Regions from separate parts of the Mus musculus genome. Here regions 1, 2, 3 and 5 are each linked to region 4. The links are chromatin loops, found by intact Hi-C in ENCODE. Cell type or tissue: left cerebral cortex. All regions are shown on one strand. Each heading gives the region's core, and the rest is flanking DNA. Links, peaks and the distances in the headings are about the cores only.

Region 1 (5,879 bases), core at 274-5,273, 420 kb after region 4:
AGCTCTTGCCCTGGTTAGGAGACCTGGGTATCAGGATCGACTTTGATCTCTGTTCACAGTGCATGTCACAGCCCATATATTTTTTAACCTTGATAACAATAACCCACAACAGCCATCCCTCTTGGTGCTGTTGGGAGAACAAACATCAAAAGGTGAAACCACTTTTTCTAAGCTATGTATGCCTAAGGAAAACCTGAAGGAGGCTCTTTCTCCTTACTACTCCATGGACCTTCCATTTGGTCCTTCCTAGCTGCCATGTTTTTGTTTCCAAGGCCTTTCCAATCTAGCCAACCATCTGTCTCCTCTGCCATTCTGGAGGTCCCCATACCCCTAACATCACCTGCATTCTGTTTGTCTAGGACCCATGTGCCCTGTGCAACCATCTTCTTCTCACATCTTCCCAGTTACCTCATGGACGGCATGAGTGCCTGTAGGGCAAGACTTCATAGGTCTGGTCCTTTCCAGATTTCCTTGTTTGAAAGCAGCCTGTCGCCCACCAATCCCTCAATTCAAGACTGCCTTGGAGAAATTTTATCATGCTATGCTTATATTCCACCCCTTTGGAGTATATTCTGTGCACTCCTGTTTCTGCTTTGCTGCCCTCTTTACCCCTCTGGACCTTTCCAGTGATCCTTGCACTTCCATTCTTAACCATCCATAGTTATCTCTCCTTGTAAAGCCAGATATATTACTAAAGATGGAAGTTAAGGTATACCACTTCCTCATTCCTGACTGTCCCATGGCATTTCTTCTCAGTCAAAGAGTTTGTTTTTGTATACCTGTGCATACAAAGCCTTTTGAGTCCAGCCCTTGATCCCTGCCCTATGCCACCTCATCTCTCTCTGCATCCCGCATTCCTGGTTGCCTGGGATCCATGCTCTTGGGTCCATCACCTCTCTGCATGTCTATCCATGTTCTGCCCACAATGGCCTTTCAGGACCTATAGCAACATGATGTATTCCTCCCAGCCCAGCCTATGCCTGGGCTGTTTCCGCTAGTCAATTGTCTGCCCTGTCTCCTCATCCTGGCTCTTTATTGTCATCCATGGTTTAGACTAAATGTAGTCCCTGAGGCATGAAGGGCTGTGCTGCCACCTTCTAACACGGTCCCATTCATTTCCTGCATAGATCACTGTCTCCTCCCCTCTTCCCACTTCCTCTAGCTCTTGCCTGGTGTCTTCCCTCTCTCATTTCCTAGTGTTTCTCCATTTGACCTTACTACACCCCCTTCTCATTGTCTGCTTTGGGCATCATTTGGTCCCCAAGTGGCCCCTGTGCACAGTGACACGCCACACACAGGGCTGGAATGAATGTTGTGTCCAAGACACTTGACAAGCCCAGGATGTCAGGGGTCAGAGACACCTAATAGGCTAGTCCCCACCCCAGAAAGGCTCACATCTTCCACTCTTCCTCCATTTTGCATTCCAGAGGCAGGTGTTGGCCTGGGGATCGGCCTGTGCAGCATCCCCTACTTCCAGTGCATCTCAGGCATCTTCGTTCACACACTGTCACCAGGATCCGTGGCACATCTTGATGGACGGCTGAGGTGAGTCCTCATTTCTGAATAGACCCTTGTCTTACAGCATGGAGTATCTTGAGTTGACCTCAGCAGAAATGGTGAAATATTCAGTCTTGATTCTGTTACACATCAACAGCTGCCATGTCAGTCACCTGGTGTGGTAAATACAATTTGGGTGTTTTTAAATCCCACCTTAGATTGTTTTGTTCCCAAACGAAAGACACAAAAGCTTTATATTTATAATAAGCCTTAAAAGTACTAGAGCTGGGCTCTAAGCTACTTGATCTATTTCCCTGTCAATAACCCTGAGATATCATTTGGCCTGTTCTACCTGGGTTGCTCTTTCAACTGGCTGGCCATGTTCTCACAATCCACCCACCACATGATACTCTCTTCCTTCTTCTTCTCTTTACCTTGTGGTCTCTGCCTCAGACCCAAAGCCTGGGAACCCAAACTCTGCCTACCTTTCTCCTGCTCAAGCCATAGGCATCTTTATTGACCAATCAGGGATAATTTTGGGGTCAAGATGACATAGCATCACTTGGTATACATAGGGATCTCTTCATCCCTGATGATCCACTCATTGGGGGCAAACAGATCTCAGGGGCCAGTATTTAGCATTGCAATGCACAGCAACAGATCAAACCTCAACAGCAGGATTGCGGTCTTCGCAGCCCTACACCAGAGCTGCTATGCCCAGTGTTACTGATTCCTAAGAAGTCTGTGTGCATGTAACAGTTAAAGAAACACGGCTTCTGAGAATGCCGGGCTGCAAGGGCAAATAGAAAGGAAGCATATTTTAACTCAGATTCAACACACAGAATCCATGGTGTCACAGATGGGCATCTCTCAGGTTTACCTGTGAGCTCTACATGCAGACAGAGGTGTTTTAAGCCAACCAGCCATGTCCATGCATGTCCTTGCTGAGAGAAGCAAAATGATTTTAGATACTGCAGTCACACCTCTACAAAGAACTCCTGCAATCAGTAAGTGATCTGATTAGGTAGAAATCATTTATCTTAGTTTAACCTGTTACAATACTTTTGCAGCTATTCTAACATCTGCCAGTGGTATAAATGCATCTGTTGCTAGGACACACTTTTGCTAAGCAGGAAGGTTTTGTCCTGATTTTCAGTTTTTTTTTTTCCTAGTGTGAGAGTCAGGATAGAGATGCGGAGCTAGGAATAGATCTGTGCTGCCATCTGCAGGAGAAGCACTGCTACTGTGCTGGGGACATTCCTGCAGAGATAGGGGCCCAGGAGCAGGGCTAGGTGACCTAGCTCTAGAGTCAGGGCATCTTGTTGCAGAATTGGTGGACCCAACTCAGAGTTGGGGTGTTTATTTTATCTCTTTTGCCCCCATCAGAGGCCCACCATGGGGTAGGGACTCTTCTGTGTTACATGGCTGGAGTCTTCAATTATTCAAAATTCAAAAAATTAATTAAAAATCCACATCCAGAGAATGTGAATCATCTTGGCAAGATAAGGGGGTCAGCTCTGCAGAAACACAGAAGGAAGCAGGGGGTGCAGAGTCAGGAGACTCAAGTTCTCATTCTGACCCAGCTGATCACTTGAAAACGACTACCTGCTACCTTCGTTTACACTAACGTTTTGTTTGAACACAGCCATGCACTGTTCTTGTTTGCTGTCCAAGGTTGCAGCTGTCACCTACAGTGACAGAGTTGAACATTTGTGACACAGACATCATGTCTTGGAAAACAAACATTTACTCTTGGCTCTTTACAGAAAAGTGTCCCTCCCCAGTATAGGTTGCAATAGAAAAGTCATTTCACCATTGATGCCCCAGTTTCTCCATCTGCAAGGGTGGAAGGAATTGGGCCATGTCTTAGGGTTACTATTGCTATGATGAAACACCATGACGAGAAGTACCTTGAAGAGAGGGTTTATTTTACTTATGCTTCCATATCACTGTTCATCATTGAAGGAAGTCAGACCAGGAACTCAAGCAAGGCAGGAAACTGGAGGCAGGAGCTGATGCAAAGGCGGTGGAGGAGTGCTGCATAGAGGCCTGCTCAGCCTGATTTCCTATAGAACCCAGGAGTGGCACCACCACAATGAGCTGGGTCTTCCCCCATCAATAACTAACTAAGAAAATGCTCTTTAGGTTTGCCTATAACTTGATATTCTGGAGGCATTTTCTCAGTTGAGATTCCCTCCTTGCAGATGATTTTAGCTTGTACAAAGTTGCCATAAGACGAGACGGGACAGTTTATATCAACAACACGATACAATCCTGTCCTTTGTATCTTTGTTTTCTGTTTCAGTGGTTGTGTTAACCAGCATTCTGTCACTGTAGCGATTATCTGAGGCAATCGACTTATAAGAAGCGAGGTTTATTCTGGCTCACAGTTCTGGAAAATCCATATGTGTCTGACCAGTCCGACGGCATGTGGGTCTGTGATGAGGAAACACATTAGGGCAGGGAGAGGAGCCAGAACAAAGTGTTCACCTCTGTCTAGAATGCTGACAAAGAGGAGAGAGCAGAGCCACAGTGGTCCCTGCAAAGGCACCCCCCCTCCAGTAACCAGAGGGCTTACGTTGGGCCCTAGCTCCTCAGTTTCACCACCTCTCAATAGCACCCAATGGAGGATTAAGCCTTTGGTGCAAAGGCCTTTGGAAGGTACCATTCTAATCCACAGCACAGCAGTTGCTAGTACAAGCAACACCCATCTTGGAACTAAAATAAGTTTCCTTGGCGGATGTTCTTGCTTCTCTTTGCAAGGACCTCTGCTGCATCCTTCCTCAGTGATTTCTTTACCTTTAGCACATGCTGCCCAGTCCTTCCTCCTCCAAGACACTCTACTTCTGGGGACATCAAGGGCCAGGATGTGGTGAATTATGTTATGGCTGGTCAGCTAGAGAGGGTAAAGCATGACTTCAATGTTGAGCAGGTCAAGGGAAGAAGGAAGGGAGAGTGACAGGTGAACAGAGTTTGTGTTGACTGCTCTGTGCATGAATCACTGGCCCAGATGGTCCACAGTGACAGGAGTGCATTGCTGCATTGACACACAAGGAGTGGGTTCCTGAAAGGTGACCCTCTTTCTGTCATAGTTGTTAGTGTGTTTTAGGCTCCTGTGGGTGCTTTTGCAGGTGTGGTGATGAGATTGTGGAAATCAATGATTCTCCAGTGCACTGCCTGACTCTCAATGAAGTCTACACAATCCTGAGCCACTGTGACCCTGGCCCAGTTCCCATCATCGTAAGCCGACATCCGGACCCACAGGTAATGTGCCATCAGGCTTTTCTCTGCCTAGGCTCACTCGATCAGTATGAACGTCAGAGGAAGAACGGAATGGAAAAAGAGATGTTGCTGGCTGGGGTTTGATCTGTACTCATCCAAACCCTTTCAGACTTTGTGTGGGAACAACTCTCTATAGCAGAGACCCACTGACAAACTCCTAGTCAGCAGAAACAATTGATATCCACGTAGGAAAATCTTATAGCTGAGTTACACGTTTCGGGACAGAGAGACAGAAACCCAGAGTCCCATGTATCAAGTGCAAGCGATCTATTTGTGTGTGCACCTGGTGGGCACTCACAGTGAAAATATCTAGAGCTCAGCCATGAGGATTTAGGATTGAGCAAATTTATAGTGGGGATCCCAGAATAAGCTCATGGCCCCAGTAAAGAGACCACAGAGAAGGGGCAGGATCAGTAAAGCAGAGGTCACTAGAGGTTAGGTTTCTCTAGAAAATCATCCCAGTAAATGGGAGCACAAAGTTCAACGTCAGAGTCAGAAGCAATGAGCCATAGCTTTGTAAAAAGGAATGTTGGGTGGAATTGTACTATAAGTGTGCTCACACTGCTGCTGAGTCTGTTCTTTTCTGGATACAGTGGGGAGCTATAGGCCATTAGCCCGAGATGCAACAGGTTCATATTTTATTGTTCCGACCTTTGAACAGGGTAGAATATGTGGAGTATAGAAGAGAGAAATACAATGGGAGCTAGAGAAAGTAACCAAGGAGCTAAAGGGATCTGCAACCCTATAGGAGGAACAACAATATGAACTACCCAGTACCCCCCAGAGTTCGTGTCTCTAGCTGCATATGTAGCAGAAGATGGCCTAGTCGGCCATCAGTGGAAAGAGAGGCCCATTGGTCGTGCAAACTTTATCTGCCTCAGTACAGGGGAACGCCAGGGCCAAGAAGTGGGAGTGGGTGGGGGGGGGGGCGTGTGGGGGACTTTTGGGATAACATTGAAAATGTAAATGAAATAAATACCTAAAGAAAAAAAGAAATAGATGGTGAGGCCCTGTGCTACACAGAAGGCATAGGAAAAGTCTAGAGAAGAAGGAATGAGAAGCCATACTTGTGAAGATTCAGCAGGGGCTCCTCACTACTT
Region 2 (5,879 bases), core at 591-5,590, 710 kb before region 4:
TCTGCACCCCTCTCTCCCCGAAGCTCCTCCCATGTACACACAAACTTGTTTTTGTCTCTCTGTCTATCTCTCTATCTCTCTGACTCTCTCTTTCTCCCTCTCTCTCAATTCGTGGCCTCTTCTTTTTTTATTATATTTTTTTACACTCCAGCCATTGTCTCCCTTCCTGGTCCCTCTCCCACAGCTCTTCATCCCATCCCTCCTCCCCCATGTCTCTAAGAAGGTGCTGCTCCCGCCAGGCCTCCCCACTCCGTGGGGCCTCAAGTCTCTTCTCCCATTGAGAACAGACCAGACAGTCCTCTGTTATATACATGTCTGGGGACTTGGATCAGCTCCTGTATGCTGCCTGGTTAGTGGCTCAGTGTCTGAGAGGTCTCCAGGGTGCAGGTTAGTTGAGACTGCTGGTCTTCCTATGGGGTTGCACTCCTCCTCAGCTTCTTCCAGCCTTTCCCTAATTCAACCAAAGGGGTCCCCAACTTTAGTCTATTAGTTGACTGTAAGTATCTGCATCCATCAGCTGCTTGTTAGGTCTCTCAGAGGACAGCTCGCCTAGACTCCTGTCTATAAGCATATCCCTACTTTGGGGCATCCCAGAGTTTTCACAGGAACTAGGGCTTCCCCTTTCTTTGATGCCAGATAAGGCAATCCTCTGCTACTTAAGCAGCTGGAGTCATGGGTCCCTCCATGAGTACTCTTTGGTTGGTGTCCCCGTAAGCTCTGTTGGGGGGGTGGGGGTCTGGCTGGTTGATACTTTTGTTCTTTCTATGGGATTGCAAACCCTTTCAGCTCCTTCATTCCTTCCTCTAACTCCTCCATTGGGGTCCCCTTGCTCAGTCTTGCTCAGTTGGCTACAAGCATCCAAATCTGTATTGGTCAGGCTCTGTCAGAGCCTCTCAGAGGATAGCCATACCAGGCTCCTGTCAGCCACAAGCAATCTAAGATTCAATAAAATCCCCAAAATGTGAACTCAATTCTTCACAGAGATAAAAGGAGCGATTCTCCAATTCATCTGGCATAACAGAAGCACCAGGATAGTTCTCAACAATAAGAGACCTTCTGGGAAAATCACCATCCCTGACCTCAAGCTATACTACAGAGCAATACTGATACAAACAAACAAACAAACAAAGACAGCATGGTATTGGCACAGAGACAGTCAGATAGATCAATGGCATGGAATTGAAGACCCAGAATTAAATCTACACACCTATGGTTAAGTGATCTTTGACAAAGAAGCCAAAGCCATCCAGTGGAAAAAAAGACAGCATTTTCAACAAATGGTGCTGGTTCAACTGGTGGTTAGCATGTAGAAGAATGCAAATTGATCCATTCTTATCTCCTTGTACAAAGCTCAAGTACAAGTGGATCAAGGACCTCCACATAAAACCAGATACACTGAATCTAATAGAAGAGAAAGTGGGAAGGAGCCTTGAACATATCAGAACAGGGGAAATTTCCTGAACAGAACTCTACATACCGACTGCCCATTAGACCAGCACAATTTCCTAAAGATGCTTTCTTTTTTCCATTATATATGTTTTTGGCTTCTTTGTCAAAGACCAAGTGTCCATAAGTATGTGGGTTTATTTCTGTGTCTTATTCTATTTCATTGATCAATTTGTCTGTCCCTGTACTATCCATTAACGTAATCCACTATATAAACAAGGAAAAATTCACATGATCATCTCATTATATGATGAAAAAACATTTGCAAAATACAACAACCCTTCATGTTAAAAGTACTGCAGAGGTCAGGAATTCAAGGCTCATACCTAAACATAATAAAAGCAATATTCAGAAAACCAATATCAAATTAAATGGAGAGATATTTAAAGCAATCAGGGACAAGACAAGGCTTCCCATTCTTCCTGAATCTATTCAATATAGTACTCAAAGTTCTAGTTAGAGCAATCAGACAACAAAAGGAGATCAAGGGGAAACAAATTCGAAAAAAAGAAGTCAAGGTATCACTATTTGCAGATGATATGATATTATACATAAGCAACCAAAAAAAAATTCTACCAGAAAACTTCTACAGCTGATAAACAACTTCAGAAAAGGGACTGGATATAAAATTAACTCAAACAAATCAATAGCCTTCCTTTATACAAATGATAAACAGGCTGAGAAAGAAAATGGGGAAACACCCCTCACAATAGGCTCAAATAACAGAAAATATCTTTGTGTAACTCTAATCAAACAAGCAAAAGTTCTGTATGACAAGAACTTCAAGTCTCTCAAGAAAGAAATTGAAGAACTCAGAAAATGTAGCAATCTCCCACACTCATGTATTGGTAAGATTAACCAATAGCCAAAGTAAAAGTGGTCATACGACCAAAAACAATCTACAGATTCAATGCAATCTCCATGAAGATTCCAACACAATTCTTCACAGATGTGAAAAGAGCAAATCTCAACTTCATATGGAAAAACAGAAGACCCAAGATAGTGAAAATAATTCTTAACATTAAAAGAACTTCTGAAGGAATTACCATCCCTGACCTCAAGCTATACTGAAGACCAATAGTAATTAAAAACTGCAGAGTATTAGTACAGAGACTTCTTCTTTAACACCCCCTAACCTCCACCAGCTCAACATCTTAGCTCTAGTTTAGTGCTCAAATTCTAAAGGAGCTAGACACTAGGTGGAGCCCTAGGATTTTCTAAGACAGACAAAGACTAGACTGTTGTTCTGTACTGAACTTGCTGTTTTCTATTTAACTCTCCAGTTTGGTCTTTCTGGCTTTGCAGGGAAGGAGGGAGGATCCTCCTAATTTTAAAATGCCTTGAAATTCGTGCCTCACATTGCACCTCACACAATAATAGTGGGAGACTTCAACACACCACTTTCATCAATAGACAGATCGTGGAAACAGAAACTAAACAGGGACACAGTGAAACTAACAGAAGTGATGAAACAAATGGACTTAACAGATATCTACAGAACATTTTATCCTAAAACAAAAGGATATACCTTCTTCTCAGCACCTCACGGGACCTTCTCCAAAATTGACCACATAATTGGTCATAAAACAGGCCTCAACAGATACAAAAATACTGAAATTGTCCCATGCATCCTATCAGACCACCATGGACTAAGGGTGATCTTCAAAAACAACGTAAATAATGGAAAGCCAACTTTCACGTGGAAACTGAATAACACTCTTCTCAATGATACCTTGGTCAAGGATGGAATAAAAAAAGAAATTAAAGACTTTTTAGAGTTTAATGAAAATGAAGCCACAACATACCCAAACCTATGGGACACAATGAAAGCATTTCTAAGAGGGAAACTCATAGCTCTGAGTGCCTCCAAGAAGAAACTGGAGAGAGCACACACTAGCAGCTTGACATCACATCTAAAAGCTAGAGAAAAAAAAGGAAGAAAATTCACCCAAGAGAAGTAGACGGCAGGAAATAATCAAACTGAGGGGTGAAATCAACCAAGTGGAAACAAGAACTATTCAAAGAATTAACCAAACGAGGAGTTGGTTCTTTGAGAAAATCAACAAGATAGACATCCCTTAGCTAGACTCACTAGAGGGCACAGGAACAAAATCCTAATTAACAAAATCAGAAATGAAAAGAGAGACATAACAACAGATCCTGAAGAAATCCAAAACACCATCAGATCATTCTACAAAAGGCTATACTCAACAAAACTGGAAAACCTGGACGAAATGGACAAATTTCTGGACAGATACCAGGTACCAAATTTAAATCAGGATCAAGTTAACGATCTAAACAGTACCATATCCCCTAAAGAAATAGAAGCAGTTATTAATAGTCTCCCAAGCAAAAAAAAGCCCAGGACCAGACAGGTTTAGTGCAGAGTTCTATCAGACCTTCAAAGAAGATCTAATTCCAGTTCTGCACAAACTATTTCACAAAATAGAAGTAGAAGGTACTCTACCCAACTCATTTTATGAAGCCACAATTACTCTGATACCTAAACCACAGAAAGATCCAACAAAGATAGAGAACTTCAGACCAATTTCCCTTTTGAATATCGATGCAAAAATACTCAATAAAATTCTCGCTAACTGAATCCAAGAACACATTAAAGCAATCATCCATCCTGACCAAGTAGGTTTTATTCCAGGGATGCAGGGATGGTTTAATATATAAAAATCCATCAATGTAATGCATTATATAAACAAACTCAAACACAAAAACCACATGATCATCTCGTTAGATGCAGAGAAAGCATTTGACAGGATCCAACACCCATTCATGATAAAAGTCTTGGAAAGATCAGGAATTCAAGGCCCATATCTAAGCATGATAAAAGCAATATACAGCAAACCAGTAGCCAACATCAAAGTAAATGGTGAGAACCTGGAAGCAATCCCACTAAAATCAGGGACTAGACAAGGCTGCCCACTTTCTCCCTACCTCTTCAACATAGTACGTGAAGTATTTGCCAGAGCAATTTGACAAAAAGGAGATCAAGAGGATACAAATTGGAAAAGAGGAAGTCAAAATATCACTTTTTGCAGATGATATGATAGTATATATAAGTGACCCTAAAAATTCACCAGAGAACTCCTAAACCTGATAAACAGCTTCGGTGAAGTAGCTGGATATAAAATTAACTCAAGCAAGTCAATGGCCTTTCTCTACACAAAGAATAAACAGGCTAAAAAAGAAATTAGAAAAACAACACCCTTCTCATAGTCACAAATAATATAAAATATCTTGGCATGACTCTAACTAAGGAAGTGAAAGATCTGTATGATAAAAACTTCAAGTCTCTGAAGAAAGAAATTAAAGAAGATCTCAGAAGACAGAAAGATCTCCCATGCTCATGGATTGGCAGGATCAACATTGTAAAAATGGCTATCTTACCAAAAGCAATCTACAGATTCAATGCAATCCCCATCAAAATTCCAACTCAATTCTTCAACGAATTAGAAAGAGCAATCTGCAAATTCATCTGGAATAACAAAAAACCTAGGATAGCAAAAACTCTTCTCAAGGATAAAAGAACCTCTGGTGGAATCACCATGCCTGACCTAAAGCTTTACTACAGAGCAATTGTGATAAAAACTGCCTGGTACTGGTATACTGACAGACAAGTAGACCAATGGAATAGAATTGAAGACCCAGAAATGAACCCACACACCTATGGTCACTTGATCTTCGACAAGGGAGCTAAAAATATCCAGTGGAAAAAAAAAAGACAGCATTTTCAACAAATGGTGCTGACACAACTAGTTATCATGTAGAAGAATGCGAATCGATCCATACCTATCTCCTTGTACTAAGGTCAAATCTAAGTGGATCAAGGAACTTCACATAAAACCAGAGACACTGAAACTTATAGAGGAGAAAGTGGGGAAAAGCCTTGAAGATATGGGCACAGGGGAAAAATTCCTGAACAGAACAGCAATGGCTTGTGCTGTAAGATCAAGAATTAACAAATGGGACCTCATGAAACTCCAAAGCTTCTGCAAGGCAAAAGACACCGTCAATAAGACAAAAAGACCACCAACAGATTGGGAAAGGATCTTTACCTATCCTAAATCAGATAGGGGACTAATATCCAACATATATAAAGAACTCAAGAAGGTAGACTTTAGAAAATCAAATAACCCCATTAAAAAATGGGGCTCAGAACTGAACAAAGAATTCTCACCTGAGGAATACCGAATGGCAGAGAATCACCTGAAAAAATGTTCAACATCCTTAATCATCAGGGAAATGCAAATCAAAACAACCCTGAGATTCCACCTCACACCAGTCAGAATGGCTAAGATCAAAAACTCAGGTGACAGCAGATGCTGGCGTGGATGTGGAGAAAGAGGAACACTCCTCCATTGTTGGTGGGATTGCAGGCTTGTACAACCACTCTGGAAATCAGTTTGGTGTTTCCTCAG
Region 3 (5,879 bases), core at 463-5,462, 170 kb after region 4:
CCTAGTCCTGCAAGGACTTGATGTGAGGGGAAGGAGGGAGGGAGAGAGGGTGGGTGAGGGTGGGAGTAATGGAGGGGGGCTTCCCTTCTCAAAGGAGGAGAGAGGGGAATGTGGGGAGGATCTGTGTGAGAGAGCACTGGGAGGAGAGCTGGGGCTGATATTGAGATGTAAGGTGAATAAATAAATTTTAAAATATTTTAAAAGTAAAGAAAAATAATAAAGTTAATAGAACTAGAAAAAATATTGTGAATCACCATGGCTGATGGGTTAGCTTTAATAGTCACCAATATCTCAATGGTCACTTGACTCTTCAGCTGGGAGGGGTGCTGATTTAACCAGTCTCTGATCACTGGCCTATTTCACGATGTGCATGACCACCATAAATAAAATAAAACACTGCACCACGTGTTCTTTTCATAAGTCCTTGGTATCACTGATGCATGTTCTTTGGAGCCACAATCTGCATGCTTGTTGATGCTCTTCTTCTACAACGCTGAACGGCTCTGCAGAAAAGTTGCTCCAAGTAATTCTTCTAACACCGCTGTCCAGGAGGGTCGAGTTCTTTTTTATTTCTTTCAAAGTATTTACTTTCTAGTTCTTTTTACAACCCACTTGTTTAATAGTTTAATAGATGCACCTCACTGTTCTTTCCAATGATATCTTATAACTACAGAAGACACGGACACACATGGAATTTTAACACATTTGCCCTTATGTAAACTGGCCACTTCTGATAATTTTAGTGGTTTGTTTGTTTTTCTTTCTTCCTTTTTTAAAAAAGATTTATTTATTTATTTTATGTACACCATTGCTCTTTTCAGACACACCAGAAGAGGGCATCAGATCTCATTACAGATAGTTGTGAGTCACCATGTGGTTGCGGGAATTGAACTCAAGACCTCTGGAAGAGCAATTGGTGCTCTTAACCACTGAGCCATCTCTCCAGTCCCCTCTTTCTTTCTTTCTTTCTTTCTTTCTTTCTTTCTTTCTTTCTTTCTTTCTTTCTTTCTTTCTTTCTTTCTTTCTTTCTTAACTCTTACTGCTTTGTAGGAAATATTTCTATATATAAAGTATCAAGTGTCTAATAGTCCTGGCCACATGGGAAGTCACGACAGGAGGTAGAAACATGAGTTCACAAGCTTGAATCAAGCTGGGCAATGCAGTGCGACCCTGTCTCAAGAAACAGGAAGAGGGAGAAAAAAATGCTGTATAGAGGTGAAACTTTAGGGAAGAGACTAGGCTAAGCCATTAGGCTGAAATCTCCATAGTCTGTGACTGGTTTTTAAGGCCTTTTGAGGAAAGAGACCAAGGAGCCCAAGTGCAGCATTTTTCTAACGAGTGTGTAATAACACACAACTTGTCACATCACCTGTAAGGTCTGGAAGTCACAGAAAATTCCAGATTGAAAGAATTCTGCTCACTGATAATCTTTTAAAAGTAAACTTATAGTTAGACAATGCACACAGATATAAAATGTGCCTTAAACATTCTCTCACTGTGTCAGGTTGTTTCATATAAGGGCTTTTGAATATATTTCTTCATGATTCCTTTTTAATATTTTATGCTCCTTTATTATGTTTAATTCCCAAAGAAAGGAGTTACAGAGACAAAGTTCGGAGCAAAGACTGAAGGAATGACCATCCAGAAACTGCCCCACCTGGGGATCCATCTCATAAACAACCACCAAACCCAAACACTATTGCAGATGCCAACAAGAACTTGCTGACAGGAGCCTGATATAGCTGTCGCCTGAGAGGCTCTGCCAGTACCTGACTAATACAGGGTCCCCTATAAAGGAGCAAGAGAAAGTACCCAAGGAGCTGAAGGGGTTTGCAGCCCCCTAGGAGGAACAGCAATATGAACTAACCAGTAGCCCCAGATCTCCCTGGGACTAAACCACCAATCAAAGAAAACACATGGAGAGACTCATGGCTCTACCTGCATATGTAGCAGAGAATGGCCTAGTTGGTCATCAATGGAAGAAGAGGCCCTTGGTCCTGTGAAGGTTCTATGCCCCAGTATAGGGGAATGCCTGGGCCAGGAATTGGAAGTAGTTGGGTTGGTGAGCAGGGGGAGAGGGGAGAGGATAGGGGATTTTCAGAGGAGAAACTAGGAAAGGGGATAACATTTAAAATATAAATAAAGAAAATATCTAATAAAAAAAAGAACAAAAAAAAAAGAAAGAAAGAAAATAAGAAAAACAGAAAAAAATTCCCAAACATTTAAAATATAAAAAAAGAAAATATCTAATTAAAAAAGAACAAAAAAAAGAAAGAAAGAAAGAAAGAAAATAAGAAAAACAGAAAAAAAAATTCCCAAAGAATATTTTGTGTGTTTTGAAACAATTTAGTATTCAACATTAGATATAGGATCCTCTGTTATGGGTAGTATTAAATGTTCATTAATGATATTTTTAGGATGTAAAAGGATATGAATATAAAAGTTTAACAAATTTTATGTATTATTTGATTCTCAAAATATTCAATATTATTAATATGTTTAATGTTTAAATGCATTTAAATAATAAAAAATTTTAAGAGAGAAAAGAGTGTTTGGAACTGCAAGCAGGTGGGTCTGCAGAGAGGCCCATGGAACAAGACCCAGAGGCAAATTGAGGGAACTAGGGCAGACTTCAGAATCCAAACACATGAGTTCAAACCTCACCTTTGTCTTTGCTTTGTGGTTGGACTTTGGGAAATTGGCTGCTTCTCTGGACTGTGGCTTCTCTCTGTGTAAAGTAACATATATATCATTATCACATAGGGCTGCTGAGGGTGATATAAGTTATTTAGTATATTAGGTGCTCACATGCCACGGTCAAAGTCAAGTTTTAGTAGTTGGTCCTCTCCTTCCACCTAGTGAATGTTGAGGTCAAACTCAGGTTATGAGGCTTGGTGTGCAGGGTTTCTTTGCTCACCAAACAGTCTCTCTAACCTAAATTAATATAGGTCATGTTAAAGGATGCATAGGGGTCAAATGATCACTTATATTTCAAAGATAAATTGAGTTACAGGGGTGTATTTTCACAAAACACGAGTTTGACTGAGTAATAACTGAAGAATTCTTACCAGAGGACCTCAGTGAAAAAACCCCAAAGAGCTGGAGAAACAGCAAGGCACAACCGGTCTCTGCTGCCCCCTAGTGGGAACCACTCAGATTTCAAATCGATTCCTCAAATGGGAAGGCTATCCTGAGAGCAAAGGACTGTCTTGTTTTTTCAGGACTATACAGAAGAGACTCTAGCCTTCTTTTCTCTTCTTCTCTTCTCTTCTCTTCTCTTCTCTTCTCTTCTCTTCTCTTCTCTTCTCTTCTCTTCTCTTCTCTTCTCTTCTCTTCTCTTCTCTTCTCTTCTCTGCTTTCCTTTCCTTTCTTTCCTTCTCTCTCTCTCTCTCTCTCTCTCTCTCTCTCTCTCTCTCTTGAAATGAGATTTCAAATGGCCTTGACCCCACAATTCTATGGTTTCAGACTCTCAAGCGCATGGACGTCAGGTGTGCTCCACCTCCTCTGATTGAGTCTTGAGAAGGTGACGAGGCACTCACTACCCGTTAACATCACCGGGCAGGTCCCTTTCTGCCTCAACCCACTACCCTGTAAATAAGCTGCCACATCTTACCTGCAGAGCTGTTGTGAGAATGCGCATTATCTCTAAAAACCTAGCTATGCTCGCTGCTGTGCACCGCTCTACAACAGAACTTCTGGAAAGCTGACTCAGCATTCCCAGTTCTTCAGGGCCTTTTCCTCTCAGATGCTGCACAGTCTGATAATAGGAAGATAATAAAACCAGGTTTTAATCGGGATCTCTTGCAACAGAAGAGCGTTCTGAGCACTGGAATTTATAGCTGAGGCAGGGTAGAGTCGGGGGATGAAGACAGCAGATAGCAGATACTGCCAAGTGTGAGGGGGTCCTGGCCAAACTGGCTCACTGGGTCCTTGCTAAAACATCATGTCAGAAGTGGTAAGGAGTGAAAACATCAGACATTCTATCTCTCTTGTTTCTCTTCACTGTGACAGAATGCAGGACATAAAACAGTTTAAGCAGTTTGTCTTCCTCAGAGCTTCAAGCCCTTATTGCTTGGTCCCATGCACTAAGGCACAGTGCTGCGGCAGTATAAGCAAGTGAAGAAAGCTGTTCGTAGGAACGGAACCAGAGAGGAAGGGGTTGGGGACCAGAGAGAGCCTTCAAAGGCACGCCTCTAAGTGAGCTTCCTCCAACTGGACCCCATCTTCTAAATTTTCCAGAACATTCCAAATATTTCCAAAATAGTGCTACCAGCTGGGGACTATGCTTTAACACACAACCGAAGAGACACTTCACATTTGACCCATATCTATATGAAGTGTGATATCAAGGGTATGGGATGCGAGGAGAACTGACTTGACAGGATTCTTGCCAAACTGGGAGATATAAGTTTGCCATAGATGAATGCTAAGGGCTGGGGCCTAGTGGGCTTGAAGGAGCCTGACTTATGTTTGATCAAGGAGGTGAATCTCTTTCAGATTCCATCAGAAAGGATTTAAATCTTCCAAACCTTCCATACTCCTCATGGGGTCCTATTTTACCATCAGGTCTCACAGTCAAGAGCTGATGCCTGAGTACAAGAAGGACTATGCACATTGCATCATGCCAGAGAAAAGAAAGGTCCCCTGCTTCCTGCAAACCTCCAGTCAGAAGCCAACCATGGTGATCCACACCTATAACCCCAGCATTTGGGGGGGGCGAGGCCAGGGGATTTCAAGTTCAAACCCAGCCTGGATTACACAGCGATGTCTGGTCTCGGGGCTGGAGAGATGGCTCAGCAATTAAGAGCACTGACTGCTCTTCTGAAGGTCCTGAGTTCAAATCCCAGCAACCACATGGTGGTTCACAACCAATTGCAATGAGATCTTGATGGCTTCTTCTGGTGTGTGTGAAGACAGCTACAGTGTAGTTAGATATAATAATAAATAAATCTAAAAAAAAGAGAAAGACAAAGCAATGTCTAGTCTCAAAAACAAAATCAAACTTGAGTCATAAACCAGTTTAACAAGAATCCCTCTTCCTTGATAGATAATCAAATCCCTCTTAACCATTGCTGCTCAAAGCTGTACACTCTGCCCTTGGCTATAAACCTCCAGCTGTCTTCACTGCATTCTCAAGTGAGCCCTTTCTCTCATCACAGGGTCAGTAAAGGCTCTCTCCCTCTCCCTCTCCTCTCCCTCTCCCTCTCCCTCTCCCTCTCCCTCTCCCTCTCCCTCTCCCTCTCCCTCTCCCTCTCCCTCTCCCTCTCCCTCTGCCTCTCCCTCTCCCTCTGCCTCTCCCTCCCTCTCTCCCTCTCTCTCTCCCCCCCCTCCTCTCCTCTCCCCCTCCTCTCCTCTCCCCTACCCTACCCTACCCTCCCTTCCCCCCTCCCCTCCCCTCCCCTCTTTTCTTTTCTTTTCTTTTCTTTTCTTTCTTTTCTTTTCTTTTCTTTTCTTTCTTTTCTTTTCTTTTCTTTTCTTTTCTTGAGACAGAGCTCAGATACTGTCATTTGGCTTTGAAATCTCTGAGCAGCTGAAGATGACCTTAAACTTTCTGTCTCTACTTCCTGCATGCTGGGATTATAAGCATGTGACACCACTCCTTCTACAGTGCTAGGGCTCAAACCCAGAGCTCTGTGCATGATAATTACTTTTCTGTTGCTGCAAGAAAACAGCAGGAACAAGGCAATGTATAGAAGAAAGAGTTTATTTGCCTTACAGTTCCAAAGGGTTAATAGTCTGTGGGGATGGAGTGGAGGAAGCAGGTGGCAGGTGGCTGGAGCAACAGCAGAGTTCACATCTTGAACCACAAACAGGAAGCAGAGAGAATGTACTACAAATGGCGTACGGCTTTTGAAACCTTGGAGCCTGATTCCAGTGAT
Region 4 (5,879 bases), core at 578-5,577:
TCCCTCCTTTGTACTTCAATTCGTTTTCAAGCTTTGGCTTTGCTGATTTGGGATAAGCCCTCTAATAGCCCAACCTGGCCTTAAACTATCTGTCTTAGGCTTCTATTGCTGTTTATAAAGACCATGACCAAAAGCAACGTGGGGAGGGAGGGAAGGATTTATTTGGCTTCCTGATCACAGTCCACCATGAATGAAAGTTAGGGCAGAAACTCAAGGCAGCCACCTAGAGGCCAGAACTGAAGTAGAAACCATGGAGGAACACTGCTAACTGGCTGGATCCCCTTGACTTGTTCAGTTTCCCTTTTTGTTCACTCCAGGACCACTTGCCCCAGGATAATATCAACTACAGTTGGTTGGGCCCTCCCATGTCAACCATTAATCAAGAGAATGTTCTATAGACATGCCTACAGGCCAGTATGATAGGTGTTTTCTCAATTCAGGCTCTCTCAGAGGACCAAGCTCATGTCTACAACTCACCAACACCCATTTCTATGGAGCTGAGAAGGGCCCTGGGCTCCAGATTCTCTTTCCTCCACCTACTAATCTGAATTACAGGCATGAGCTACTGTGCCTGGCTTTTAAAAACATTGTATACTGTAGCTGTCTACATTGTAAACTGGTTGGTACATTGTAACCAGAAGCTAGGTGATACCCCTCCCACTGGGTTCATTTTCTGAAAAAAAAAAAATTTTTTTTTCTTGAAAATAGGAAACACATAGAATTTTTTTTTCAATTAGGAAAAGAATATACTCAGCACCAGTTTATGAGTATTCTATATCTACGTCTTTCTCTGTGGTGGTGACCAGCTCGCGGGAGAAAGGTAGAAATCCACTTAAACAGCTCCTGAAAGGTTGACCAGGGTCCTAGGACTTCCTGTCCTAAATTCTTGCCAGATGTGCCCTACTGGGCAAGCTCCTTGGCCTTCAACAAAACAGGAATCTAGCAACTCGAACTTGCTAGAAACCTGGCTTCAGGATGCAGACTTCAGAATGTTCTTTTCCTGACGCCAGCTTCAGGCTCTGTGTCCAAGGGTGACCCCTGTTGGTGGCATTGCAATTTGCTCCTTTCCCCTGCTTGAGCGGTTCAGTCTCTGGGGATATACCCGAGGTTCACTGTTTTGCTTGTTTAGTAGAACTCTCAAGGTCTAGAGCCAACCCATGCAGCCTTATCCTGCTTCTTGTTTCTGATGGTTTTCTCAGTACCTTAGAGGAGAAGTCAGGGAAATCCCAGGAAGTCGGATTTGGAGAACAGAGCTACAGGTGTGGACAGCCCTTCAAACTGTGCACAGGTGTGTATGGATGGTGGTAGCGTTGGTGGTCAATAGGTGAAGTGAGGTGACCTTTGTTTTAAGGGATGGATGTGAAATATGGCTGCCTTGTCAGATTCAGGCAGTTGGTGGAGCAGGGCAAGACAAGATATGACATCCTACAGGATGAGGTCTAAGGGCTGAATATTCCAGGAAGGTGGTAGGAACTCAGTGCAGGTCTTAGAGGCTGGTGTGACGCCGTACACCCCCAGCCAAGAGCACCACTGGTCCCTCTGGGGATCCTGGCAAGAACTTGAAAGCTATCAGTTCATTTTGCAACTAGCCCCCATCTCTGCATTTATAAGTCTTGGATTTAGAGAAGTGTAGATAGGAAATCCATCAGGTTCACATTGCTGGTAATCCACACCAAAAGAATTACCCATCATACACTGCGGGTTACAAAGGCCTGGGTAGAAATGCTGAGTGGACGTGGCTGGAGAATCTGGTTTTAGACATGTGGAGCCTGTCTGTAATTCATCAGCTTCTTCCACCCCAGGCATGAGCCGATGATAAAAGAAAACTGGATGCCAGAGGAATGAGCTGGACACTCTGCATCTTGGAGAAAGCATGACAAAGCACTTCCCAGAGCCCATCCCTTAAGCAGGAGATTACTCCTCATCCCTGAGATGCCTGTGAAGATGAGCTCCTCCCTTGCTTTGCAGCCTCTGGTCTGTGCTCCACTGGTGGGAGAAGGAGCCCCAGTGAGGCTGGTCCAAGCACAATGCCCAGTCACCTGCTCCTCCTTGTTTGTGGGCCTGGGGAATGGGTTCCTTAAGAAAGGGATTCAGCAAGTATGTGTACTGCAAGGACTGGATAGGCACTTTATAAGGAGGTAGGTCTCAGTTTTATTCTGCTAGAAAGGGAGAGCAAAGAAAGGAAGCTTGCTACCAGACCCCGTTGATGGTATGCTTGGAGTTCAAAGGCAAACTGAGACTCTTGATCTTTGGTTCCAGCTTTCTAGAGAAGATCTGGGGTGGAGTGCTGTGCTTCCCTGGTTCCAACACATGGCCCAAAGGCTGCTGCCCAGAGGACCTAGACAGGGGCTTCCAAAGTCTCTGCCATAGACTGGCCCTAAAGCCTGCACTGAGATTCCTAAAGCTGGTGGGCACTGCCTAGAATGAAGACCCTCTCGCACAGCAGTGAGCATAGGACATTGGCAGGCAGGAAGAAATGTGTACTTGAGAACTCTCATTAACCAGAGGAGGGAGCTGAGCAATAAGTCTCAAAGAGGGACAGCATATAGAATTGCAACCAAAGCTGTCATCTTAGAATTAAAATGAAATGGAAAAAAAAATCCCCAGCACCTTTCACCCTTTTTGCCAGGGTCAGAGTGGATAGGTAGCTGGTGCTCAGGGCACCCAGTGTTGAGGAGATGCTAGATGCTCTGGGTGGGCTTACTTATTCCTATGGCAGAGGATAACTCACTGGTGGCACTGTCTTGTTTTGATCCTTGAGAACATTGTCCTGTCCAGGCACAGACTACATGCAGGATAGCAAACACTTACTATGACTTAGTACCCACAAAATCTCACTGAAATCCTCTCTCCAGGCTCATGGGAGCCCAATGGTGAAGTCCCTTGTTTATGGTCAAGTAACTGGCATGTGCAGAAAACTGACACATGTGAAGAAGTAACTCTACTATCCGTGTGTGTGTGTGTGTGTATGTGTGTGTCCCCTAAGACAGAGGTCAAGCTGCTTGGAGTGTTATTTGTTTTTGAGACCGGGTATCTCTATTTTACCCGGACTGGCCAGCAAGCCCCAACAAGCCACCTGTCTCCACCTCCCCAGCTCTGGAATTACAAATTAGGGCTATTGCCCACCCAAGGCATTTTTATGAGGATTCTGGGAACTGAACTCTGTTTTTTCAAACCTGTAAACATCTTAGCGGTCATCTCCCTAGCTTTCAAAACAAGATCTTCTCTAAGAGACCTCTAGACCTAGGCGATCCTGGATTCTGTTGCTATGTTGGCTTACAAAAAGTGTTACGGGTTTGAAATCTAACAGCCTGAACGTAGAGTGGTGGCGACTCTGTCAAAATCTCTTTTTTCTGGCTGACTGTCCCTTGGGGAGGCCACTGGATACAAGCTGCGCTTCCATCACTAAGCCCTCGGAGGTCCGCAGCTTTCGTCCTAGGCTCCAGCGCCCTCACCTGGTGGCCACGGCTTGTCCCGGCGGCGGCTCTCGGGCTCAGGTCTGCGGCTCCCGGAGCGGCCGCCAGAGCCCGCCCGGGTCCAGCCCCGCAGGCCGCCCACCGCGGTGAGTGGGAGGACGCTGCCCAGAGACAGGGGTGGGACAGGGGGGACGGGATGAGTGCGGGCGCCGGGGGCTCTGGTGGGGAGGAGTCAGGCCCGGAAGGCGACTATAAAAAGCGTCGGCTCGGGCTGGCAGCTCCGAGCTAGCTACTAAGCCAGTGAGCGCGCGGAGTCGAGCGAGGAGCGCCTTCTGCGCTGAGTGGCAGTGGTCTGGTGCTGCTGGAGCACTGTGCCGAGTGAGGTCGGAATCTGCACCCCACTTTCCGCCAGCTCCCGTCCCACTTGCTTACGCTCAGGAGCTCAACGCGTGGGATCAGATACTAGACTACGGGATGCTGCACTCCAGATCCCCGAGGCGTGGCAGGGTCTCGGTCATCAACCTGAGGTAAGAGGACCGGAGCTAGGGCGCGAGGGCTGCTTGGGTTAAGCTATGGGGAGGAGAGGAGAGACCGGATCCCACATTCTCCCCTCTGTTAGGTAGAACGTTGCCCTCCATCAGTCTGATTGTCCAGCCTATTATTCTATGCTGTCTACCACTGTCTGTCTGTCTGTCTGTCTGTCTGTCTGCCTGCCTGCCTATCCATGAATATATTGGTGGGCACACGCCTCCGCCACGGTCCTTCGTCTCTGAAATCTTTACAAATGTCAGGTGTTGGGGACACCATCGTCCAGGAATGTATTCGACGGGAGGTGGATTTCTGTTTTGCTTAGTTTGTGCCCCTGTGAATGGCACCAGATGTTCACACAAACAACAGTGTCTAATCGAAGAGAGATGGCCCCTAGGCAGGTCTCGCAAGGAGCCCGGTGCAGGGAACGCGCTTACCGTGTGGCTAATGGTGAGCTTCGCAAGACTGTACCTTGTCGCTACCACGTAGGCAAGGTCTCCTGGGTTCCCTAACCTGCCTCTGCCCTCCCAGTGATACGCTGGCACCGGGCTGGAGGAGATGATCTGATGTTAGACGACCTCGGTGGCCTCTGCTGTTATTTAAACAAACACTAAGCCTGGCAGCGCTGCAGGGACATTTGGTGGCCCCTGGCAACAGACAGCATCTGCAAGAAGGGTCTCGCTAGATTGACAGAAAAACCAAGGTCTCCATAAGGCACAAGACTGAGTTGTCCACGGTTCTCAAGCTCTCCGCTCTGGTTCGGTGACATCTCGGAATGAACCCCAGAGAATCCTTGTGCTCTTGACCGAGCGTTGTGCCGGTGTTCCCCAAGACTGGACACTCTACCCGCCCCAGGTCTGAGGTTCTCAGTCCTGCTCCGAGCAGCCAACTCTGCCCACAGGTAAGACCTTCTCTTTAAAACCAAGCTTTTGATGTGAGAGCCACGGCTTGGCTGAAGCCTGTCCAGGAGACCGTGAGCCAGGGAGTCATTTCCATCTCCGCGGTCTGGAGAGGGACCCTAAGGCGCGCCCGCGGGCGGGGAATAGGCTGCTCCGCGTGCCCAGGCTCGGCGCCACCATGGACAGCTCCCAGCTACTTCCGCCACTCGGGGCCTGTGGCCCTGAGTCTGGTGTGTTCAGGCACCTCCCTCACTGATTAAGGTGTTCAGACACTAGGAAGGTAGAGAGGGACTAACAGTCTTGGGGACCTAGGCATTTTTTTCTGGAGGCACTAACCACTCAGGAGGGAGCCTACTTTGCCGGAGGCTGTGGTTTTCTACCAGGTCCCAGCAGAGCTTGCATCTTTTTCTGTGTAGCCCCTTGATGTCACTAGGGGCTTCCTTTATTCTTATGTGACAACATGGAGATCCCTCAGAGGTGAGACAGGTGTGAAACTTTTGTTCTATGACCCAGACAATGAGGTAAAAGTATATATAATTAGATACAGAACTAAACTGCTTTCAGTGCACGGTGTAAGGTCAGTTTTGTAAAATTAAACAATGTAATAATATGATAATGAATCAATACTTTAGTTTCACAGTTTATGAGAGAATGGAGAAAAAAAACACATTTAAAAAATTACGAAGGAAGTGTCTGAGTGGGTGTATAAAGCAGCCATGCTCTTTCTGATCCTAACAGTGTCCTCTAAAGCTGGACTCTTGAGGAAGCTTCCAAAGGCTCCACATAGCCGTAGCTGATGGATGGTTCAAACTGACTATCTGGGAACAGAGTAGGGATTATGTCCTTCTTTTATTAAGAAATGATACGGGATGGGATCTTTTGTCAGTACTACCTACACTCAAATACAGAAATGTGTGTCTCTTTATTTTAAAAACTGCAAGAAATCAGGTCTTTCCTGCTTGTGACTGAAGCATACATATAATAAATAGTTACAAAAAGAGAAAGGAAAGGAGAGAGGGAAAGAAAGAGAGAAACA
Region 5 (5,879 bases), core at 583-5,582, 65 kb before region 4:
ATAGTGGTAGTTTGCAGAAAAAAGTACCCTATGCCTGAAAAGTGATGTCTAATTGAGTGGCAGACAAAGTGATGAATTAAAGAAATATTGGGCAGAAGAAGATATGCCCAGCTTTACTTAAGAGAGAGCAGCACAGAGAGAAAAAGGAAGGAGGCAGTTTTACTGGGACAGTTTTAGAGAGACAGGTTATAGAGTGGGAACATGTTAGACACAGGTGAAAGACAGAAGCTAGAGAATGAGAAGAAAGATTAGAACATATAGCCAAAGAATATGAGACGAAGCAAAGCAACTCAGGAGAAACTGAGAGAAGTGAGATTGGATCAGTCAGCTAGGACAGTAGTTTGAGCCAGAACAGCTGAGTTGAACCAGCCAGCCAGAGATCAGAAAGAGCTCGGAAAAGGTGATCATGTTCAACATCAAGTCTCAGAGGCGGAAAGCATTTTAGGTCTAGATTAGATTGTACGGAGGCTAGGGCTTGTAGGACTAGGCCTAGCAGACAAAGGCAGTAAGCTTCTAGACAACAAATTACATCAGGTGAATAAAAGTAACTTTTATACCCTTCTCTTCTGGTCATAATACATAAATCACCTTTTTCATATTAATATGGGCTTGCTTTTACAAATCAAGTCAATCTTCAGTAACTCAACACCTAGAAGACTAATATGAAAAACAATGTTGAACATGTAAATGCCAGTATCAAATATTGAAGTCGATGCCTTCAGCTACATGGTGTGTTTAGCTCATTAGCCCTAGCTGGTGGGTGGGGCAAGAGTTACTTCAACAGCAGTGATAATCCTAACACTGGCTGTGATATGACTTTGTCCCTTCACATGTCCCAGGTCAATTAATTGACTAGACTAATGCTAAGGACCCAACAAACACATTTGCTGGTCTGAATTCAAAGTTAGACCTTACTCTGCTAGAATGGTAAGAATCACATAGGAGTTCTTAAAGGTCAAGTTGGACATCTGTTAACCCTGGTCCTTGTATCTAATAGGGCACAGCTATTCTCCAAGGTAGATGTTAAACTCCCTCAGCCCAAATGCCAAGGCATCCTGTCTCACGTGTGGATGTTCACAGCTAAAGATGGTTGTACAGAGAAGTTGGCATCCAAACACTAGAATGTATTTCCTGAGGAGCTTTTATATGACAGATGTGCTGAGAGGCTGAGTTTGTCAGACCTGGGCAGCACATCTCATTTAGAGGGCCACACGAAGCCTAACTCAGCTCTGCATAGCATGGGTGAGCAAGGCTTGCTCTCTATGGCACACAACATAAGGGTTTAAGTTTAATAGTCAGATAGACACAAATCAGTTTACTTTCACAGGGAGCCTCCCTCTGTACAGCTTCTTAAAATGATCCAAAAATTTAGTTGTTCTATTTAGTTGTTGGTAATGTACAAAATCATATTGCACAAGTCCTTTGCAAAAGGAGACTAAACTAAGCCAACTTTAAATTTCCCAACAGGACTGCCACCAGAACATCTGGAATATGATTGCTATCCTCCCTATTGGCAGCACAAAGATGTGGACTTAGGCATCATTAGCTGTCTGCTCATGAACTGCATGCTATTGCATTCTGTCAGGTGGGAGGAACGGTGCTGGAGGAAGACTGACTGAGACGAGAGTAGATGCTTCTCACTTCAGTTCGGTACTCAGCGTCCTCTATTTTCACTCTGCACTAAAGTGAAATGTACTAGCTTATGTTCCTCACAGAAATACCACCAAGTGGGGACCCGAGACCATTGCCTAAGGCTACCTATGCCCACCCCCAAAACACATGTAATAATAATAATAATAATATTTAAATGTTCACAAATAGCTGATTTGATTGTTTGCTTATTTAATTGAGACATGGTCTCATTGCCCAGTTTGGCATCAGCTCACTATAAAGTTGGGAATGACCTTGAACTTCTGATCCCCGCCACCATTTTTGAGTTGGTGGCTTGTTTAATTCACATGCAAAACTGTTTTCGGTCTTCTTAGAGTGTCTTGACTGACTATGGCAGAGATGGTCCTATCTTTTGCAGTTCTGGCGACTGACCCAGTAGGTATTGCTTGAAAAACACGACACACGTTGACTTAATACGGGAAACAAGCAGGCAAAATATTAACATGAAACAACTCCCAGAGTCTTTGGGAAAAACTTGGGGTCAGTCACTAAAGCCTGGCTAGGGAAGAGCAGCTTTGCCCATCTAACTTTAAAACAGACTTGGAGAGGCGTTGTGGGCAGGCTTTTGGGGATTCAGTGAAGATACGGCCTTTGAAAACTCAGTCCACAAGGTTACTACTTAAAGTGGTACTGGTAAATCAATTTATATTAGGATGCTCAAAATTCTTTTTGTTTAAAAAATGTTGTAATCCTTCTTGGGACATTTATGAGGTCTGGAATGGTGACTGCCCACTGGGGCTCTGGTTGTATTCATTGCAGGTAGCCTAAAATGACCTCCTACCCCTGAAAGGAAAGCCTGGTGCCAAAGTCCAGAGGAGAGGCTCTGCCAACCGGACACCAGGGTTCACACGGTTTCAGAAGCCCTGAGAGTTATATTTGGAAAATCACTTAAAGCCTATAGCCAAGACAATAGTGGATTAAAATCGTTGTAACATGTCTTTCATGATTAAAAAGTCTGGCGCCAAAACAGTTCTAGAGAAACTAACATCAAAAAGGACAGATATGGAGTATCCAGTTGGCACCACAGGGGATGATGTAAGGGATGGGGGTGAGAGAGGACCGTGTTGACACCATTTGTTGTAAAACCAACAGGCTCTGCTGTAATTGTTATTACAGAAAGACCTGCGTAGCTGTACATACCCAACAGCCGCCTGCAACACGGGAACACGTACGAGATGGACCAGAGCATTTATGGTAGTGGCTGTTCAAGAAGTCTTGAATCTCAGCAAGTGGTGGTAGAGGCTAGAAGCATGTGAGTTCTAAACCAGTGTAGGCTAAACTGTCTCAAACAACCAAAAGAGAAAAAAATAGCATTGATTAGAGGAAAGCAAGGCATTTTTAATGTACTCAATTCTCTTTCTCAATAATTATCTTTTACATAAATTCCCAATAACTCCACCAGGACAGAAAGCTGGTTTTGGAGAACTGAATCCTAAAGTATCTGCACACCTACCTTTTCAATCCAGGATTGTCCCAACCGCTCTAATCTCTTCAGACCCCCGCCCCAATCGCGCTAAGCCCCGCCCCAGACTCCAGAGCCTCGCTTCGGACCGGGGAGTTTGTTCTAACGAGTAGCCCCGCCCAGATGCGCTAACTCCCGCCCAAGAGGCGGGAGCCCCGCCCAGCCCGGGGAGTCCTGCTTCAGACTGGGGCGTCCGTTCCGATGGGTAGCCCCGCCCGCCTGTGGGGGCGCGCGGCGCGGTAACCCGGAAGTGGCAGTAGCGTGCGGGGGCGGGGCGGCGCGCTGGAGCGGGCCATGGCCGCCGCCGCCGCGGGCTTTGTGTGCCGCGCGCGAGCCCCGGCCGTCCGCACCTCGCCGGGGCTGCGGGGCTGCCGCTGACCCGCCCCGCTCGCCGCGCCGCGCCCGCCTGGCCCCGCCCCTGGCCTCTCCGCCTTCTCGGCCGGCCTCCAGTTCTCGGCGCTCTCCCTCTGCGCTCCCTGCGCTTCCCTCCCGCCCGCGGCGGGCGCCAGGCCGCCCCGATGCCCGAGCCCGGCCCCAGGATGAACGGCTTCTCGCTCGGCGAGCTGTGCTGGCTCTTCTGCTGCCCTCCTTGTCCGAGCCGCATCGCCGCCAAGCTGGCCTTCCTGCCGCCCGAACCCACCTACACGGTGCTGGCGCCCGAGCAGCGCGCGCCCGCTCCCGCGGCGACCCCCGCGCCCGCCCCGGCGGCGCAGCCCGCTCCGGCCGAGGAGGGTGCGGGCCCCGGCGCGTGCAGCCTGCACCTGAGCGAGCGCGCCGACTGGCAGTACTCGCAGCGCGAACTGGACGCCGTCGAGGTCTTCTTCTCGCGCACGGCCCGCGACAACCGGCTGGGCTGCATGTTCGTGCGCTGCGCGCCCTCCAGCCGCTACACGCTGCTCTTCTCGCACGGCAACGCCGTGGACTTGGGCCAGATGTGTAGCTTCTACATCGGCCTGGGCTCGCGCATCAACTGCAACATCTTCTCTTACGACTACTCGGGCTATGGTGTGAGCTCCGGCAAGCCCTCCGAAAAGAATCTCTACGCTGACATCGACGCCGCGTGGCAGGCACTGCGCACCCGGTGAGCCCCGAGCCACGGTTGGGGTGCGGGCTTGTGCTCCCGGATTGTTGCATTCGCTCGAGATTGCAACAGCCCTCGGGGATGGAGAGCTCAGACTTAAAGGGTCCTGCCTGCTTTTCACTGGCCCGCGCGGCCTGGAGTCTTTGTGGCTCCGGTTAAACGCACGTGGCCGCTGTGGGGGATGCCAATGTACCGGCCAAACCAACTTGGTTGGGCTTGAGTTGTGTCTTGAGCTACGCGCAGACCCCGAAGGTCTGGTAGAAGTGACCTTGGGGTTTTCAGAGCCCTTGACAGCTGGGGAGAGACGATGACCTCTAAAAGACTTTCCAAGTAGAAAGTGTCCCTGGGGCGATGCCTGTGCAGCCCTTAAGGCTGGGTCGGGTCGGGTGTGGGGAGGACTTTGCCTCCTGGTCCCGCAGAGTATGTGGCACTGGGAGATCAGGAAGTTAGCTGAAGAACCTTCCCTAAACACCACCAGTAGCGCAGAGTGTTATAGGCGTGAGGAAATCTCTTGACCTTGAGTTAGCGTTCATAAAACTGGAAAGTATTTATTCAGGGTCTTTTATATGCTAAGCACAAATTGTTATATTCTGAGGACAGACCAGGTTGGGGGGGGGGGGAACTAACTTAAGTTTTACTCTGAACTTAGACATTTGGTTTGCGGGAAAGTCAAGTGACCTGACCAGTTTTGGTGCTTGTGACCTTCCCATGCAATCCCCATAGCACAGGTGGCAACCGTACCTGAGGTCCTGTGTGTAATGAGCTTGGATTTCGTTAGAGGAATAAGTCCCCAGAATGACAGTAGGCACTGTTCTTTTTAGAGACCTTTGTATCGTTTTTATGAAACGTCTATTTGCTAAGCTAAGTACATGGCCAGTAATAATGACTTTATTTCCATATGTGTTGCACATATGTTCATAAGTTATCCCTTATGCTTCTTGAGAAATGGCTTGTATAACAGAGAAGTACTTAGTATTCACTCTAAGATGCTTGCTCACATTCTTCTGAGGTCTTGGAGGGCTCCTCAATTGGGGTATAGTTTTTGGAGAATGATGTAGGCAGATGAGGCTGGATTCTATCCTGATGGAGTGGCTGAGGATCCACAAGTAGTCACATGCCACCTGCTCCCAAGAACAGGTTTCAGAAGTATTTGTCAGAAGCGGGGAGTGGAGTGCTGGTGTGGGATATGCTTCAGCACTCTGGAGGGAGGCAGAGGCTGGAGGATTGCTCAAAGTTTCAGGCTAGCCTGAGCTACATGGTGAGTTCTATGTTGGCCAGGGCCATAGTAAGACCTTGCCTGGAGAAAAATATGTGGAGTAGGTGGATGGCTGAGTGGGTGCAGGCTGCTTTGTGGGTGGACATGGTGACCAAAGTTTCCCCTGTGCAATCCAGAGGTGGAGGGAGAGAGCTGGCTCTCTGAGGCTGTCCAGTCACCCCGTAATTGTGCCCACACGTGTCGCACAATCTTGAACTACTTAATCTGCCATAGTGTAGGTATTAAAAATAGATTTTAGTACTAGATGTTTCTACAGTGAAACACAGAAGTACTACCTTGAGTTGATGGTCTGTAGAAATTCCTACAGAACATTGCTCCCATGTGGACCTTTCTCTTTTTCACACTTGAGTGTGTATGTCTGCTTTACCACATATGTGGGGTGCAGTCTA

What was found. Peaks named below come from ENCODE experiments on the same cell type or tissue, not always from the same donor. Only the 100,000 strongest peaks of a DNase experiment are listed, where the experiment ranks them.
Region 1: it touches region 4 in a loop (4-fold over the local background); 2 of 42 quality-filtered maps call a loop at or near these places.
Region 2: a loop joins it to region 4, with 9 times the contacts of the local background. A loop is called at or near these places in 2 of 42 quality-filtered maps.
Region 3: it touches region 4 in a loop (6-fold over the local background); 32 of 42 quality-filtered maps call a loop at or near these places.
Region 5: it touches region 4 in a loop (3-fold over the local background); 10 of 42 quality-filtered maps call a loop at or near these places.

Annotation. Positions count from the first base shown.
Region 1 is chr7:83,665,758-83,671,636 of GRCm38, reverse strand. It overlaps Il16 (interleukin 16), which reads left to right. Exons shown (of 19, transcript NM_001360087.1): 9 at 1,428-1,545; 10 at 4,629-4,761. Among named protein-coding and RNA genes, the nearest start is that of Stard5, 37 kb to the right of the region's middle. In left cerebral cortex, for the core only: a CTCF peak has its summit at 2,725 (motif pointing left); a DNase peak (open chromatin) is centred at 2,713.
Region 2 is chr7:84,791,622-84,797,500 of GRCm38, reverse strand. No RefSeq gene overlaps it. Among named protein-coding and RNA genes, the nearest start is that of Olfr291, 59 kb to the left of the region's middle. In left cerebral cortex, for the core only: a CTCF peak has its summit at 2,628 (motif pointing right); a DNase peak (open chromatin) is centred at 2,655.
Region 3 is chr7:83,912,026-83,917,904 of GRCm38, reverse strand. No RefSeq gene overlaps it. Among named protein-coding and RNA genes, the nearest start is that of Mesd, 23 kb to the right of the region's middle. In left cerebral cortex, for the core only: a CTCF peak has its summit at 3,135 (motif pointing left); a DNase peak (open chromatin) is centred at 3,130.
Region 4 is chr7:84,084,322-84,090,200 of GRCm38, reverse strand. It overlaps Cemip (cell migration inducing protein, hyaluronan binding), which reads left to right and starts at 3,696. Exons shown (of 29, transcript NM_030728.4): 1 at 3,696-3,943. In left cerebral cortex, for the core only: CTCF peaks have their summits at 1,043 (motif pointing left) and 3,474 (motif pointing left); DNase peaks (open chromatin) are centred at 3,479, 3,715, 4,536, 4,888 and 1 more place; H3K4me3 peaks cover 2,434 bases; H3K27ac peaks cover 1,254 bases.
Region 5 is chr7:84,149,617-84,155,495 of GRCm38, reverse strand. It overlaps Abhd17c (abhydrolase domain containing 17C), which reads left to right and starts at 3,603. Exons shown (of 3, transcript NM_133722.2): 1 at 3,603-4,214. The coding sequence starts at 3,652. It overlaps Gm39044 (a long non-coding RNA gene), which reads left to right. Exons shown (of 3, transcript XR_869770.2): 3 at 1,468-1,810. LOC117997403 (a long non-coding RNA gene) reads right to left here and starts at 3,356. Exons shown (of 3, transcript NR_169136.1): 1 at 3,125-3,356; 2 at 2,812-2,950. In left cerebral cortex, for the core only: a CTCF peak has its summit at 3,069; DNase peaks (open chromatin) are centred at 3,331 and 4,073; H3K4me3 peaks cover 2,760 bases; H3K27ac peaks cover 542 bases.